Regions from separate parts of the Homo sapiens genome. Here region 1 is linked to region 2. Evidence: read pairs that join two places in POLR2A ChIA-PET (ENCODE). Cell type or tissue: OCI-LY7. All regions are shown on one strand. Region 1 overlaps AFF2 (ALF transcription elongation factor 2). Region 2 overlaps AFF2 (ALF transcription elongation factor 2).

The links. Peaks named below come from ENCODE experiments on the same cell type or tissue, not always from the same donor. Only the 100,000 strongest peaks of a DNase experiment are listed, where the experiment ranks them.
Region 1: POLR2A ChIA-PET joins it to region 2 with 5 read pairs; 1 of 35 experiments calls an interaction of 5 or more read pairs at or near these places.

The regions. Positions count from the first base shown.
Region 1 is chrX:148,644,269-148,652,268 of GRCh38, forward strand. AFF2 (ALF transcription elongation factor 2) reads left to right here. Exons shown (of 21, transcript NM_002025.4): 2 at 7,731-7,863. Among named protein-coding and RNA genes, the nearest start is that of AFF2, 150 kb to the left of the region's middle. In OCI-LY7, no CTCF peak of the experiment used is centred here; a DNase peak (open chromatin) is centred at 3,523; H3K27ac peaks cover 2,132 bases.
Region 2 is chrX:148,589,522-148,597,521 of GRCh38, forward strand. All of the region lies in intron 1 of AFF2 (ALF transcription elongation factor 2), which reads left to right. Among named protein-coding and RNA genes, the nearest start is that of AFF2, 93 kb to the left of the region's middle. In OCI-LY7, no CTCF peak of the experiment used is centred here; a DNase peak (open chromatin) is centred at 3,830; H3K4me3 peaks cover 1,486 bases; H3K27ac peaks cover 3,940 bases.

The sequences.
Region 1 (8,000 bases), 55 kb after region 2:
AGTGCCCTTCTCTTCTGTGAGTAAGACTAGAATCTTCTTTATGACCAAGAGGGTGGCCTCTGGATTCTGACAGCCCCAGCGGTTACTGTGTTTTTGTACCACTGACTAATTGTGTGGTGTTGAGCATGTTAACCTCCCTGTGTCTCATGTATCTCAGTTTCCTCATCCGCAAAATGAGGATGGTATACCACTTCAGAGTTTTTGTGAGGATTAAATAAGATAGTACTCATAAAAGTCCTGGAACAGTGGCTGGCATAAACAAGGAATCAACAGATAGGAACTATTAGTGTTATTGTTGTTCTTCTGCACAAGTCTATTCTTGTAATAACTGCTTTCACCTTCAAGGCACTTTTCCCAACATATACCAGCAATGTATGTTTCTACATAATAGAATAAATACATTAGTTCCCTAAAGGTGTTTGGTCCTTGATTTTCCTTCATGAAATGAAAAGACAAATGATCTCTTCAGGTTAAGTTTGTCAGATTTTGATATGCCCAAATGGGTCAAATAAAGAAATTTATCTATTAATATAAAGACCAGGAGTTATTTTCCATGTGATGCCTGGGACTCACACTGTGAGATCCAGATGCAGTTGGTCCAATGTATGCCCTGAGCCTGGAGATTTATAAAATCTTCTCTGGATGATTCTGATAGGCAGCCAAAATTGTGAACCAAGTGATAGAAGAAATATTTAGAAACATTTCCAATTTAAAGTTATTATTTTAAATTTCAGATCATTATTAATTTGTGAATTACATTTTTAAATTGACCAACTTAGTGTCTCTGTCTCAAAGGTCATATCTGAGTCTATAGAAGAAAATTTGTAAAGGATATCTAATGAAATTAACTTAATCTGTTACTAGAAAGACTTTAGACTTCAGCAACCATGAAATTTTGCTATGTTTTTACAGAGTAAAGAGGACCCAAAAGCTATAAAGAGATTTACATATCGCTTTATCAGGGTGTCAGTCATCTTATCTGTTAAATGTGAGCAGTCATTAGTAGTTTACAGAAGCCTTTTTTGATAACTATCATATGTAACCTTTACACTAACCATGCAGAGAAGACATAAAGTTAATTTTCATGTTCAAAGAAGGAAACTGAGGCTTTAAATGTAAAGCAATTTATTAATGAACAAGAAACTTGTAAGTGAAAGTGACAGAGCCTGTCCCAGATCATCTGAATCTGGATGCCATCTTTTTTGGACACACTGTAAAATTCCTTAAAGCTTTCTACCTGGGAACAAAAGAATCTGTTTCTTTGACTGGCATCAGGTTAGGTTTCTAGTAGGTTTTTACCACTCCTAAGTGTATTAAATTATCTTTGCAGCTTGAGTATTTGGTATTTGTTAGAGAGATGACAACGTCTTCTTGAGTGTTTGGTAGGCCAGTCAAAATAATTTTGTCCAAAGCCTAAGCCACACACTTTTTTTCAAAAAAGCAAATATGTTTTCCTTATGACATTTGCATTGTCCATTGCTTATTTATGTACAGAAAGGTTATTTGTGTTCAGTTGGAGGATGCAGTGACTTAAAAACCTCTGACCTTAAGGAGGGAAAAGTCTAATGGGAGACTTAGAGAATCCTGGTTAAATCATTAGAAGAAAACAAAATTGAGCCCTCTTAATGAGCACAGTATATCATAGGACCAGGAATATCCATACAGTGGAATATTATTTAACTATAAAAAGAAACGAAGTACTGACCCATGCTACAGTGTGGATGTACATTGAAAATAGTATGCTCAGTGAAAGAGGCCATGCACAAAAAACCACATGTTGCATAATTCCATGTATATGAAGTATCTAGAAGTGGCAAATTCATTCAGAGAGAAAGTAGATTAGTAGTTGCTTAGGGCTGGGCTGGATGGTAGGATTGCAGGACAGGATGATACCTAAAAGTGTACAGAGCCTCTTTTTGAGTTGATGAAAATATTCTAACATTAATATCATGGTGATGCTTTCAAGACTCTGTGAATATGCTAAAAACCACTGAATTGTACACTTTAAATGGGTGAAATTGTAGCTATATTAGTTATATCTCAATCAAGCTGTTATTAATGAAAAGAGAGGACTAGAAAAGAAGCAAAGCAGGGGATACAGAAACAAGTTAGGAGGGATGGCTCTTGGGAGGTCTGCCTGACTTAATTGGAGGAGGCTTAGACAGGCTTTGCAGATGGGCTGAATCTTTGCTTCCATTTTCAGAAATGGAGGGGATGAGGTAGTCCCAAGATGCTCCTACATTGAAATATTAAGCCTGTTTCTGCCAGGACCTCTGGACTATTGATGTCTACATAATTTTACAAACCACAGATTTAAAGGAAAATCAAAAACAAATTGGAATGATCAGATGGGCAGCTGTCTAGAGCTAAAAACTTGTGTGTTTCTCACCTTTTCATTCTCTTCTTGATTATTTTTCATGAGAGACAGTGTTTGCAGGGAGATAGTTCATTTGCTGAAGAGAGTGGTGGTATGCTGAGTTCCTCATGAGTCCTGACATTAAATATGGCTGAGGAGGTTCTACTGGTTTTAGAAATTCCTTTCCAAGGCCACTTACCTTCTATTCTTTTGCACACCTCCAGATCCAAGGTTCTTGTGTTTTTACTCTATATGTGTAAAATAATGATGGCCTGTTTTGAGCTGCTTTTATAGTTTTGAATTTAGCACTTTACATAATGTGGGTTAAGTTTGAAGGTATTGGATAGCAGAGATTTTCTTTTCTTAACAAAAAGAAGTTATGTAGAGATTAGATCAGTGTCAAATTCAAAATAGGACTCGGTATAGAAAAAGTATCACCTGACACTCTGGAACATATAACATGGATAAATATCTACACATGTTATAGAAGGCAGGGATTCATTCAGAAGAACCACAGGAAGTGAGTGATAGCTTATGTTTGTCCTTTGAGTGGATTAAATATGTATTTTTATGCTTTTGCAAAGATATTAGCCAAATAAAGGTGTTTACTGTAGTTGGACTGGAAAACAAGTGAGGCTGAATTATTTACCTTCATGTACACCATTACTACAGTAAATCATATATTAGCAGTATTTTAAAACAAATTTATCATTTTAAAATATCAATTTTTTATTCCCCAAGTGGCTTTGTAAAATAACCAAATTAGGTAAACAATGAGTATTAGCTTCATGAAATATATGAACCAAATGGACTGAAACTGGTTTTTACTCTCCCTCGCCCAGCCTCTTCCCCACAGATGCAGTTAATTTTTATAATCCCTTTAGGGTCTGTACATTTTGATATAAGGAAACTAGTGGTTTATCTATACTCGAATCTAAATTAAATCCCTAAAGTTTTTCCCTACTGCCAATTTCTAATAAAATGCAGTCCTAAGGAAAGGTGACCAATGGAGTGCATGTGAAACTCATCTTCATTCTGAAGTGTGATGGAAACACAGGAGGCAGAAGGGACAAACCATGTTGCTTGGGAATGTGAAAGCCTGAGTTCCAGCCTCCTAGTTCTCTGACAAACCCGCTGTGAGGCCCATTACCTTACCTTAGTTCTATTTCCTCATCTGTAAAATGAGGGCACTGCAACTAGATGATTGCTAAACTCTCTTCCTGTTATAAACAGTCTCTGTTGTAAAAGACTAGCCTGCATTGTCAGCCTGTGTGGGCTACCACTGTGCGCTAATGAAGACGGCATAATTGAACTTTCTAGATCTCACGGAATCTACATGTGCCCTGCATTTTATTGTCCCACCAATGAACCTGAGGCTTTTAATGAGCAAAATGAGAGTTATCTACATACAAGATAAGGTTCAAGTGTCTGAGAGAAGGAGAAGGCTAGGAGAAGATACTACATGTACTTGAAGATGGAAGAAACAGATTCAGATCTTCCTTTGCCACTAGCTTGATGACGGCTTGAGACAGCTCCCTCTGTTCATTTTTGGAGGGCCTTAGTTTCCTCTTTTGTAAATGAGGGCAGTTCCTCTGTTTGTGGTGGCTAGGGAAGCACACAGGTGGGTGAAATCACAGCTAATATAAAAATCCTGGGCTGGGTGCAGTGGCTCATGCCTGTAATCCCAGCACTTTGGGAGGCCGAGACGGGTGGATCACCTGAGGTCAGGAGTTGGAGACCAGCCTGGTCAACATGGCAAAACCCTACCTCTACTAAAAATACAAAAAATTAGCCAGGCGTGGTGGCTGGTGCCTGTAATCCCAGCTACTTGGGAGGCTGAGGCAGGAGAATCGCTTGAACCTGGGAGGTGGATGTTGCAGTGAGCTGAGATTGCGCCATTGCACTCCAGCCTGGTCGACAAGAGGGAAAACTCCGTCAAAAAAAAAAAAAAAAAAAAAAAAGAAAAGAAAAAAAATCCTATGATAGAGAGAAGCTTCTCACCATCATGCCTTACACCAAGGTGATTAACAAAGTAGTTAAATGGAACTTGTTCTTCTTTCTGACCTTTTCCAGTCAGCTAGCGTGGATATCAATGAAATAGCGATTCCAAAAAGGTAACCTGGAGAGAGAGAAACCTAAGGCCTTTGGTTAATTCATAGTAAATTTGGTTTTGAGTGGTCAGTTTTTATATTATCATAATGTGACCAATTTTATTATATCCAGGAGAAAAAAGTTGGAAAAATATCCTAACTTGCTAAGAGTGATGAATCCTTGAGTTGAGATTTTTGGCTTAACTTCTCAGTATGAACATGGGTTTTCATGCTGATTGATAGGATCAATTCATCCTGTCTTCATCACAGAATAAACTTGAATTGTTCATACCGATGATATGATGATTAATTCAGGTTTTTGGCTTGAGCATTTCTTTGTGGGCTATGGAGCTCTTTTTCCTTTGGAAAGCAGGCCTGGGTGTGTAAAGATGTATCAAATTATCAGGGGACAGACATATACTTTCCTGCAGCCTCTGCAGGGCTCACAGGTTCAAACACAACCTGCCTGAATCATAAGAAATTTAATTGAGTAGATAAAGAGGTCCTCATAATTATAAACTGCAGTAGGTATAACAAGAGGCTAAATACATAGCTGTGGTTTTAATTAGCTGGTGCTTCAAATTAGTAATGTTGGTTTCAGTCAGAAATCAGTGACGTTATAGACTGAAAGCCTCATCACCATGTAGTTCATTACTCATTAGACCTCACTGTGTGAAGCCTTCAATACAACGCCATGCTGAGCAAGAAAGGAAAAAGTTGGAGATATTTGGTTGCCTTCCAAGAGCAGTGGAGCTCTGTGGAGATTAAATTCATTCTCGCCAGAGATATGAGAATTAACTGTTCTTTGTCGGATGTGTTAAAAAATGCAGCAGGCAGTTTTGCTTGCAACAGATAACACCCGCATGCACACTCAATCTGCTATTCAAATTTGTGTCTGGAATTTGGTAGCTAATGAACTGATGCAAAATGCAGCCAAGAGCCTCCTAACAAATCAAAGCCAGGGCTAAAGCACCGAAAGTGCCCTTACTGCTGATCGTTTGAAAGGTTGTCATGCAAGCTGAAGCACGTTTCCTTTTCTTCTCCTTCTCCTTTCTTTTTCCTTCAGGGTTTTAATTATATCTTTCCCTCGGAGAAGGAAGGTAGTTTGCAAAGCCAAGAGACCAAAGCACTTCAGTTCTCTTCATGGGAGAATTAAATGTGATCTATGGGCCTGTCATTCTTAGCTGTCAGGTGCACAAAATGAACAGATAGCTAGAAAACTGACATCCTGCTCGCATTACTCAGAAGGAAAAGACTTTGGTTCTTGTTTGTGTGTAGATACTAATCTGCTATGGAAAGCAAAGAAATTAAGTGTCCTTCTCCTTTGCAACAACCCTGCCCTCACTAAATATTGCTTTAACTTGTTACTCTACCCCCACCCCCATAACACCCAATCTTTCTTACATTTGGATAAATTGATGGGATTGGATTACACACAGCCAATTTATGGTGTTGAGGTACGGTCACAAGCGCCACACTTAACGGACTGAAGATGTTACTGTGCCTGATTGTTTCCATGTCAGTCTCAAACATGGAGACATTGAGACACACAACAATTGTTTGGGGTTCTGAGTTCAACTTGTGAATGGAAATGAAAGATGATGCTAGAAAATCTAATACCTATGGAGGGCATCTGAGACTACAAATAATAGCCTGGCTTCCAGTATCTGGACTTGATATCTTCCTTGACCAGGCAAGGCCTAGATATGGGGCCCTGGCTTTGGGTAGGACTCTGAAGGTTTTCTTTGCTTTACTCAGACAGTGATAACATTTGCTGAATATACTCATGAATGGTCCAGTGAGCTTTAATGTATCTGACGTTTGTATTATGAAAGTGTAATGTGCATTTAAACATCCTATAAATGTTGTTGCTGTTTTTTAATGGAGAAATGAGTGTTCTTTATCCAGGAGATAAAGTTATCAAAGTCACTTTGAATTTGACCATTCAAGGATTCCTGTGAAGAAAAGTGGATGATTAAGTGTAGTGGCATTGTACACTCCATGTTTATCAACATCTAGTTAAGCTGCACAGATAGTTTATGTTCTAGGTTCTTTGAGCAAACTAGCCTACCAATGACAGGTATTAAGGTTTCGGATATAGTCAAAGCCTGTCAACTGTAGTTTTATATCAGTAGATCTCTTATAATTCCTTTAGCTATTATGTTCATTTGCATGTCAATTATCTAATTAAGTCTTAACATGGGACTATTAACATGGGGAAGGAAACCAACATTTATCCAACACCTGCTAGGCATTTTATGTACATTTATGTAATTTAAATTTGCTCAGTGTATATATACTCACTTTGGGTAAGGTTAACATCAAAAGCATGAAAAAAGCCCAGTGAATAAAATAAGATACACCACTACGAGACTTAGATTATGGCTTAATTTGCAGTCTTGCATGATGAAGAAAATAATTGTTTTCTTAATAAGGAAGCATTCCATTCCATAAAACCAGAAGGCCTGGAATATATCTTAAATATTGTTTAGAAGCTTTTGATCCTCCAATGGGAAAGCCTGAAATGTGATGAGAGTCACAGTTAGTCTTTATAAAACATTTGTTCGTTGAGGTCATTAAAGGCTTTTGACACCTCCTTTTTTTCATCCACAGTTAGTCATTTGTTATTCAAGTCAGACCCCTTTTTTTGTGAAGAGTTTCTCAAAAAGGCTTCCATTCACTTTTGAAGAAAACTGTGAGAAGACCAACACCACAACAACCAAACACAAAGAAGTGTAGGTGATTTGGTGATTTATTTTTTTGTGGACTTCTGAAAATGCCCTTAAATTCTCCTGTGAGTTCATCAAAACAAGCTCACTTTGGCTATGGGCTCAGGACAGAAATCCAATTTATCTTCAGCTCCGTACTTTGATAATTCCTTTCCCTTAGGACTTTGTGACATCTGTGGATTCTGAGCCCTAGGTAGTTGGCAACACAATGTAACTTTAATTCAGTACCTTTCTGCACTGTGGGCTGACTTTTGGGGAGTATGTAATTGCTTATAATAATCAAAAAAGGACAAGGGAAGAGATTTTGCTTTACTTGCTTGTCATGAATATCATTTCAAATAAGCAAGTTTTTGTTTTCTTCTTTATTCTGAAGAGCTGGTCAGGATCTTAAACTCAATAGGTGTAATGAAAAGGATTATCTGTTCTCTATGCAGTGTCAACTTGGGCAGCAAGTTGACTTGAATTTTTTTCTTATTATTGACAGCAAGGAAAATTTAAATGACTTGCATGATTAATTAATCTTTTTCTCTTTTTGTCTTTTCCTTTTCATATCAGTCACTATGAACAAGACCGTAGTGCACTTAAAAAAAGGGAATGGGAGCGGAGGAATCAAGAAGTCCAGCAAGAAGACGATCTCTTTTCTTCAGGCTTTGATCTTTTTGGGGAGCCATACAAGGTAGCTGAATATGTATGTAATTTTTCTTTCTGGAAAATGGTTGCTTGTTACATTTTTGAACTCACTAATCAACATTTAATTTATGTTTAAAGCACCCAACTCATTTCCAGGGGAATATATTTTACAAGTGAAATTTGTACATACACTGT
Region 2 (8,000 bases):
TTTGAAATATGATTTTAACTTCATTTCATGTAGACCTCACTGCATCAGGGCTCTCAGTGTCTCTGTGTAATTCATGCAAACACCAACAGGTAGGCTTGCAGAAGCCTTGTAATTGTTTACCATTTAGTATGTCACCCAAGTGGCTCTAGGGTATGCATTTGTTTCTCAGGAAAATTTCACCAGCTCCTTACACTAGGCACTTTTCCACCAGCCTAATATATTATACTAAATAGCAATCTTGTTACACCAAATACATTGCAGAAAGTAAACTGTGAAAAAATACCAGTATAAATAGTGCAACTCTAAGGCAGATGCTGGGGAAAAAATAAAAGCCTTCCTATACAATATGCTTAATTTGTATTATTGTAACCGGAAAGGCCATGTTTTGAAGGAAACTCACCTAGAAATGGAAGTAGGTAAAACAGTCAAATGCCGTAGCAGTGTTACCTTTCAGCAAAGATAAAGCCCTATTGTTCAATGGATTGGGAACTGAGAGCGGTCACAGAGCAGCTCTTCATGTTAGAGCTCTGTTCCAGAACTCAAGTGTAGTTCCCCCTTAGTAAGGGCATCTGCTAATCATTACCACCAAACACGCAGTTGGAAAGACATTAAAATATACTACCTATTTTATACTGCAGAGCTGGCAGTGTGAACACAGAGCAATTCTTGGATTTGCTGGCTCTCTGAGGAGCTGACAGCCATTGGCTGTTAGAAAAAACAAAATATGAAAATCCATCAATATGTAATTATCTCTTCTCTTTTGTCTGAAGATCATATTGCTCAAAGGGATATAATAAGGCACAACACTGTTATTCTGCCTCTGCATTCTGTTTCATGCATTTTCCTTCCTAGTGAGCGGGCACCTACCTAGACCTTGCTTCTGATCGTCCACTAAGAGCTATTTGCATAGCCATAGTCTCTACATGCTTTTAGGCCTCCCTCCCTTTCTTCCTTTTTAATTTCTCAAGCCCCTGAGACATCAGTGGTTCTCTATGAGAAGCATCCTTGCCTCTTTATATTCTTAGCTAGGAAATGGGTGACAAACCCCAATGTTGCCTCATTCAGTACCTCAGGGCATCATACCACATGGAAGTGTTCTTGGTAGCACCCTAGTGGCTTTAAGAAATACCCACATACCCTTCTAGAAGAACCCAAGAATCATGAGGATAAGATAGAAAGGAGCCCAGGGGTTGCTAATTTCCAAGACAAGGAGTTGCCTCATTTGTTGTATTTGTTTTCCTTAGGAAATGTTTCCTACTCCCAAGACCCAGTAAAATGAATATTTTTCATTATGATTTCATAGAGGGGTAAACATAGATGGGGAAAGAATCATATGTGCAAAATAACTGGATCGTAACTACTCTTGTGGTTTTTCCATTCAGAAAATACTTGTACACAGCAACTCATTGGAGGAGGGAGGTTGTGGTTTATTATATAATCCTGGTCTGCAATTTTCCTTAGATGCACAAGATGGTTGTTTCTGTTTCTCTTTGAATTACCCGTGTTGCCCTCTGGGTATTATATAAACGATGAACTTGTATGTTCATTGAAACATTAACAATCTTCATCCAAAATGTTTGGCATAATTTTTCTTCCTCTTGAACTCATTGCTTTTGCTGTGCTGCTGTCATTGGTAGTATCATCCAAATATAATATTGGACCTAAATGCCATCAGCAGACATGAGCCACAGGGAATAGGGCCATAGGTCATCATAATCATGTGAAATTTCTTGGGCACTGTTTACATGGAAGGAACACTTGACTATATGTGGAAGCTTGTCTACAAGTCAGTCTTCTGGCTTAACTCTAGGGTAAAGAGTTCCAAAGCTCTGGAGGCAGGAGACCTAGGTTCCAGGCCCAGCCCTGCTACTGATTTGTTCTGGGCCTTTAAGTTAATTAACCAACAAGAGCCTCAGTTTCTTTCTCTCCTTCAGGAATGGAGCTAATAATCATTTCTGCTCTGCTTTTGTTACTAAGCATCAAATGAAATGCTGTACAAGTGCTTTAGATACCAAAAAGTGCCACGCATATGCTGGTTATTCTTGTAGTTTGTATATTATTATCTAAGTCCATTATTTAATGGATTCCAGCCACAATCAACTCTTTCAAGGCATGGACTGGATTTATTCCATCATTAGCGAAGAAATTTCCTTTTCTGAGAGGGCCAAGATTACGTTTTGTGTAATCTTGCTTTCCATAGAAGTGACCACTTTCAAGTACTAATTTTACATGCACTTGAGCACTTGGCAAATAAAGTGAAACACTTTTTTAAAAAACATCTTTTCTTTTGGACAATTGTTGCAAAACCCTGATATATCATTTCTCATCAGGGTAAGGATATACACTGTTTTCAACTGCATTTCTTGTTTTCATCGAAAATGCAGCCCATTCACAACTTGTTCCTGTCTAAGGAAAAGGCTTGCACTGCTACATTTCCTCATTAGCTCTGCCTAAGACAAACTCCTGTGTCATGGCTGATGGAGCCTTTATGAGCTTTTTAGCCAAATGACTGATGTTTGCCTCGTTATGTCAGATCTGAGGGCACTCCTGGCATCTCTCTTTATTCCCTGTCTAACACCATCAATCGAGCAGCTGCCATGCACCCATGATCAGGCTGATTATGAAAATGTGCTCAGGAGCCTGATGACTCCAGTTGTTTTTTATCTGAAGAGGCCAGTAGATGCTGGCTAGAGCTTATAGTTATATGAACAGCAGATTTTGTCCCAGGATTAGCAGGTGAGAATCACTGGAGCTGAGTCCATAGCAGCTAGGTGAGGGCCATGAAAACTAACATTGGTTTATTATAGAAGAAGCTCCTAGAAGGACTGGTTTTGGCCATTTTAGTCATTTTCCCATTTATCCCTTAGAAGATTATTTTGGCCTTTTCATTTTGGTTTCATGTCCTAGACAAGTTTATTATTCTCATGACCATGGGAAGAAAGCTTTTTAAACCCAAGGCCTGCTATAAAAAAAAAAAAAAAAGTATATTTTTCATAAGTGCACTTTTTAATTAAGATAAATATTTTTTATGGGGCACATCAAAATCCAGCTGTACCTTCATGAAGTTTCCCTGAATATATGATGACAGCTTTTATTTGCTGCTGAAATTAAAAGTGATCTGTGACCTTCTCTGATCCTGAGACTGTTACTAGCCTGGTAGAGTGGTCTGCAAATGATGGGGCTTGGGCTTCATTAGGGCACTGGCCTACTCCTGTGAGCTAGCTTGATGGGGTTAGGCCCTGAGGCACGTGGCCTTTGGATGGAGCTCAGCTAAGTGCCTCATCAGCAGGGAGTCAGCTCTATAACCTCCCAGCTGAGCCCAGGCAGGATGAGGTTGAAACAGCCTATTGTTTTTTCTCCTCTAGGCTTTTTTCCTTACCCAAAAGTAGCCCTGTGGCTTTTCTCTCTTTTCTTTCTTACCTAGTCTCCCTTTGTATCACCTTTTACTTGGAAAACCAGAAACCTGTATTATAATTTAGTTCAGAACCTCAGGTTGTTCTGAAGTGTTTGAAATAGATCGCTCTGCTGACCCTGGAGGGGAGCCCAGGCTGACCACACCAAAGGACATCCTCATGTGTTCAGGAAAACTTGGTGAGACTGTAGCTGGATCTTGATATGCTAATTTCTAGTCATTTCTGAGAAGCTGTGCATTCTCTAAACCAGCAAGTTCTTGGGGTGCTCAAACAAGTGAATGGGGGTAACAATTTTTATATTTGCTTAACACTTTTTATAATTAGTGTATCATGGTTGCGTTTCTAGCTACTGACAAGGAGTCTAGAACATGGGTGGGAGATAAAATACAATTCAAGGCCACCTGGGAGTGAAAGAGGAAGTTTGGCAAAGAACGTAAGTTTTGTAACCCTTGCCTAGTGTTAGAATCACCCAGAGAGGGTTGAGAACAAACCCATGTCCAGAATCCACACCTGAACAGTTAAGTCAGAATCACTTGGATGGACCCTGTATAGGAATGTTTTCAAAGCTTCCCATGTGATTTGAGTGTGCATGCAGCCAGAGATGAGACCACTGGTGTGGTAGAAGAAGCATGAACTTCTAAGTCAAAGATGGGAGTTTGAGCCTTGTCTTATCTCTGTGCCTTATTGGTACTGTGGACTTGGGAAAAATCATCTAACGTTTCTGTACCTCAGGATCTTCATCTGTAAAATGAGAATCAGAGTAATAGCTGCTATTTATTGAGTGCTTTCTTTGTACCAGCTATTGTGCTGAGCACATTACATGCATTCTTGTTTAATCTTCACAAAACCTCAAATAATTTGAGAGTACTGTAGTTATCTCCATTTTACAGATTTAGAAACTGAAGCTCAGAGAGTGTGAATAATTTGTCCAGGTTGTATGAACAATCAGCATGGAACCAGAACCCTTACCAGCTCATGTTTACTCCAGAGTCCAAGCTTTTAACCATGATTCTAGAAAGAATGACCACTACCAAAACAATTTCTTCACAGGGATATGAACTAAGTGAGTTAATATATGTTTAAATACTCTGTAAACTGTGCATGGATATATGTGTGGAAGTTGCATATTAGTAGTGGTAGGAGTAAAAAGAATAGGCTGGGAATTTCGGTTTATGAAACATCAGAGTCAGTTGAAAAGCTGTAGACATGCAAGCAGAAGTGAGTGGGATGCGGCTAAGCATTTGTGGGCTCTTGTGGCTCGGTTAGAATTACAAGACAGCACTTTAGAACTGCTTAGCCTGAGCTAGTCAGGACTTACTCGGGTCTGGAATCAATTCAGAAATACATCTGGAACACCCTCCTGAGGACCTCTTTGCCTTTTGTTTATGTCTACTAAATTTCAAGTTCTTTCTCAGTTTACAGAAGTAACATCAGGCACATAATTCATGTTTTAAAAGAAGAGAGAAAGAGACGTGGTTGTCATATGTGAATTAGCTGCTTTGACTTTTTTCAATAGTGGATTGATCACATGCCTCTAATTTAACTCCCTTTTAAAACCACACCAAAACTACAATAAGGGATTTTTTTTTTTTAAAGAAACTCAAAAGGACTGGAGATATGTGAGAGGAAATAACCAAATTTCAGAAGCTGGAAAGCATTTGAGCAAATATTAGCTGATTTAGCAGATCTGGAAATCCAAATCCTAGCAGTGGGAAAGCTTAGAATCAATACAGTTCACACTGCAGAACCTTCAAAAAGCCAAGGAATTGGTGATAGCAGATATCCCTTGAAGCAGGAGTGAAGAGGGTATAAAATATAGAGGATTGATTGAAAGCTGTGTAAGAAGTTAGATCCCCAATTCCTCTCCCTCACTCTTACTGCTCTTCCTTTCCCCAGCCTTGCAGAAAATGGAACTTTATTTTTTGGAGAGGATAAAACAGAGGTTTGTTGTCCTGGAGTACTTTTCTGGAAACATGGATTTTTAGTGAACAAATGCATACACCACCAGCTACACACAGGGACTGCCAGTTTGCTTCCACTAGAATGCTGGCAGCAAGGATTCACTGTGACATTCCAGAAAAAAAGAAGATAAAGAGAAAATTCCACAAGCCTCCAGAAAGAAGGAAGAAGGGAGGAAGGTAGGAGAGAGGGAGAGAATAGGTATCATGCAATGGGACAGAATAGCTTTGGATTTCACAGCAGCACTTGAAACTCAAAGACAATCCTGAAGGAAAATAACTTCCACCTTAATATTTCTACTTAGCCAAATTATCGATAAAGTGGGAAGATAGGATAAAGACATTTTCAGACACTCAAGATCTCAGAGAAAAATTGACCTCTAACCAAGTTTTTCTCAGTAACCTACAGAGGATGTATTTGTTCACCAAAGAGAAGGAATAAATAAAAGGAGAGGAAAGCATGTCTATAGGAAACAGGAGCCATAACACAGGAGAGAGGCCAAAGGAGTCTACCAGACAGTGGTGAAGAGAATCCCGATGTAGAGGGCAACCAGTTGAGGTTGAAGTAGGTCAGAAAGCTCTGAATGAAATTTATGAAGAAAATGAAATAGATAGCTAATGTGAGTAAATGTATTGACAGGATTTATGCAGCTAGTAGAGAGTTTAAGGTTGGATTAGTGATATGTGCATAGAAAAATGACCAAACATTAATAAAAAGCCAGTCATGATGATTGACTCCAAAAAGTTGCTCAGGAAAGGAAAATCCTAGTTTAGTACATGGCTTAGGTCTGAATAACATATACCATCTAAAAATTGCAAAAATAAAAATTGATCTAACTAAACTTTTGACGTAAATATGTTGGGAAGATGGAGGGATGACAAGTATTCCAGTATGTAGTAGGGAAGAGGAAAGCAAGAAGGTCAACTAAATGCTCATTTTCCACAGAAGGAAGTCAATAGATAATACCTAAAAATAAAAAAATAGCAATCCAGTGTGTTTTTTAGAGAAATGAAGGCAAATGCTCCAAGAATAAAATAAAGTTATAAGCAATTGCTTGTTGAGAAGAAGGAATAATCTAGGGGTGCAGTGGCAGGGCTGGGAACTGCTTTGGGTCTTTAAGAAGCTTTGATAGGTAGTTGACTCTTGAAATCATCATATGTATACATCAATTTGATAAAAATCCCTAACATCTACTGTGCTCTTTGGCAAATACAACAATGAAAACTGCCTTGAGATAGAAAATGAAATGCACAAAGTAGTAATAGAAACTCCTTTCCTTGGTGTAGGAGATAAGATATATATACTCCTACTAAGCAGGTGATAGTTACAAAAGAAAGAAAGAAGTCCAACAGTAAAGAAGCAAAGCCTCCATCAAACTTTTATTTTGAAGGAAAAACAATCAAACACCAATGAAATGGGCTGTAGTACATCTGAAGGAACAAGAGCGCCGCCCGCCTCCAACCACTTCATGGCCACTTGTGCCCTGGTGTGACTGCCTAGTCAAGGGGCCAGGGAAGCTGCACAAAGACCCTTTCATCTAGCCAGGTCTCTCTCCTTAATTGCTTGCAAATCCAGTAGAGCTAACCCAAATACAATAGGTACTTGAGATGTAGCCTCTGAAAAGAGCATAAAGTGGGACGACTATGTTCCCATCTCCTCTGACAGTAGGAATCAGGATTTCCCTGGAATTTCCCATTAGCCTCACTTTTTAGTATTTCAGCTCTCCCAATTAGGCCAAATAGTGATATGCTGAATGCTGGGGCAGATCCTAAATGTCAGTTAGCGAGGTTTAATGAAAGCAAAGAGCTCTGTGCACAGGTAAGTCATATTAACAGATATTTGTAGTCATTTGCATAATTGATGTGACTAAATAGTTTAATCAGGAGAATATTGGAAATATTTGTTACACTTTTAGCCTCCTTTTGTATTGCTCTAGGATAAAAACTGTGGAGATAACTGAAAGTATTGACTAACTCCTCAGGGGATGTGATATATCTTTTGACAATGAAAACTCCCAATAAATTCTCAGCACTACTAAGGAACAACTCAATGGACCATGTTAACACTTCCTGTCTGTCTGTCACCAGACAACCACCAGGGGTTACTATAGCTAGGCTCTCTACAGAAAGGGTTATGACATCTGCTGGGGGGCAGATGAAGGGGTCTGGCTTACCCTATTTTCTATGGTGAAGCTACAGTTAGTTAATTTGAAATTAATAATGCCTTAGTGGAGTTTACCAAAAACCTCTGCTTGTGGGGCCTTGCAACAAAGAGGAGAATGTTTAAGCCGAAAAATGCTTAATGTCTTTTAAAATCTCAAGTCGGGCTGCTTTGTGTGTTACCCTATGAAAGGCCCTATGAGGTGGTGGAGGAGCTGAGGAGGGCAAAGAGGGGAGTGTGGTAATCTCAAAAAGCCCAGTGAGCTGGACAGCGATTTCCTTTCTCTGTGCCAGGTAAAATCAGCACAGGAGCCCTTAATCGCTTGTTGTTCTAGGGTATTATTAAGTGAATACATTTTTCATGGCCCACCTGCTAGTGTAACTAATTAACAGCCATTCTCATTAATTACATTGATCAGGATCATAAAATAATTTCAAATTGCTGAGCATGATCCGCAGGACTAAAATG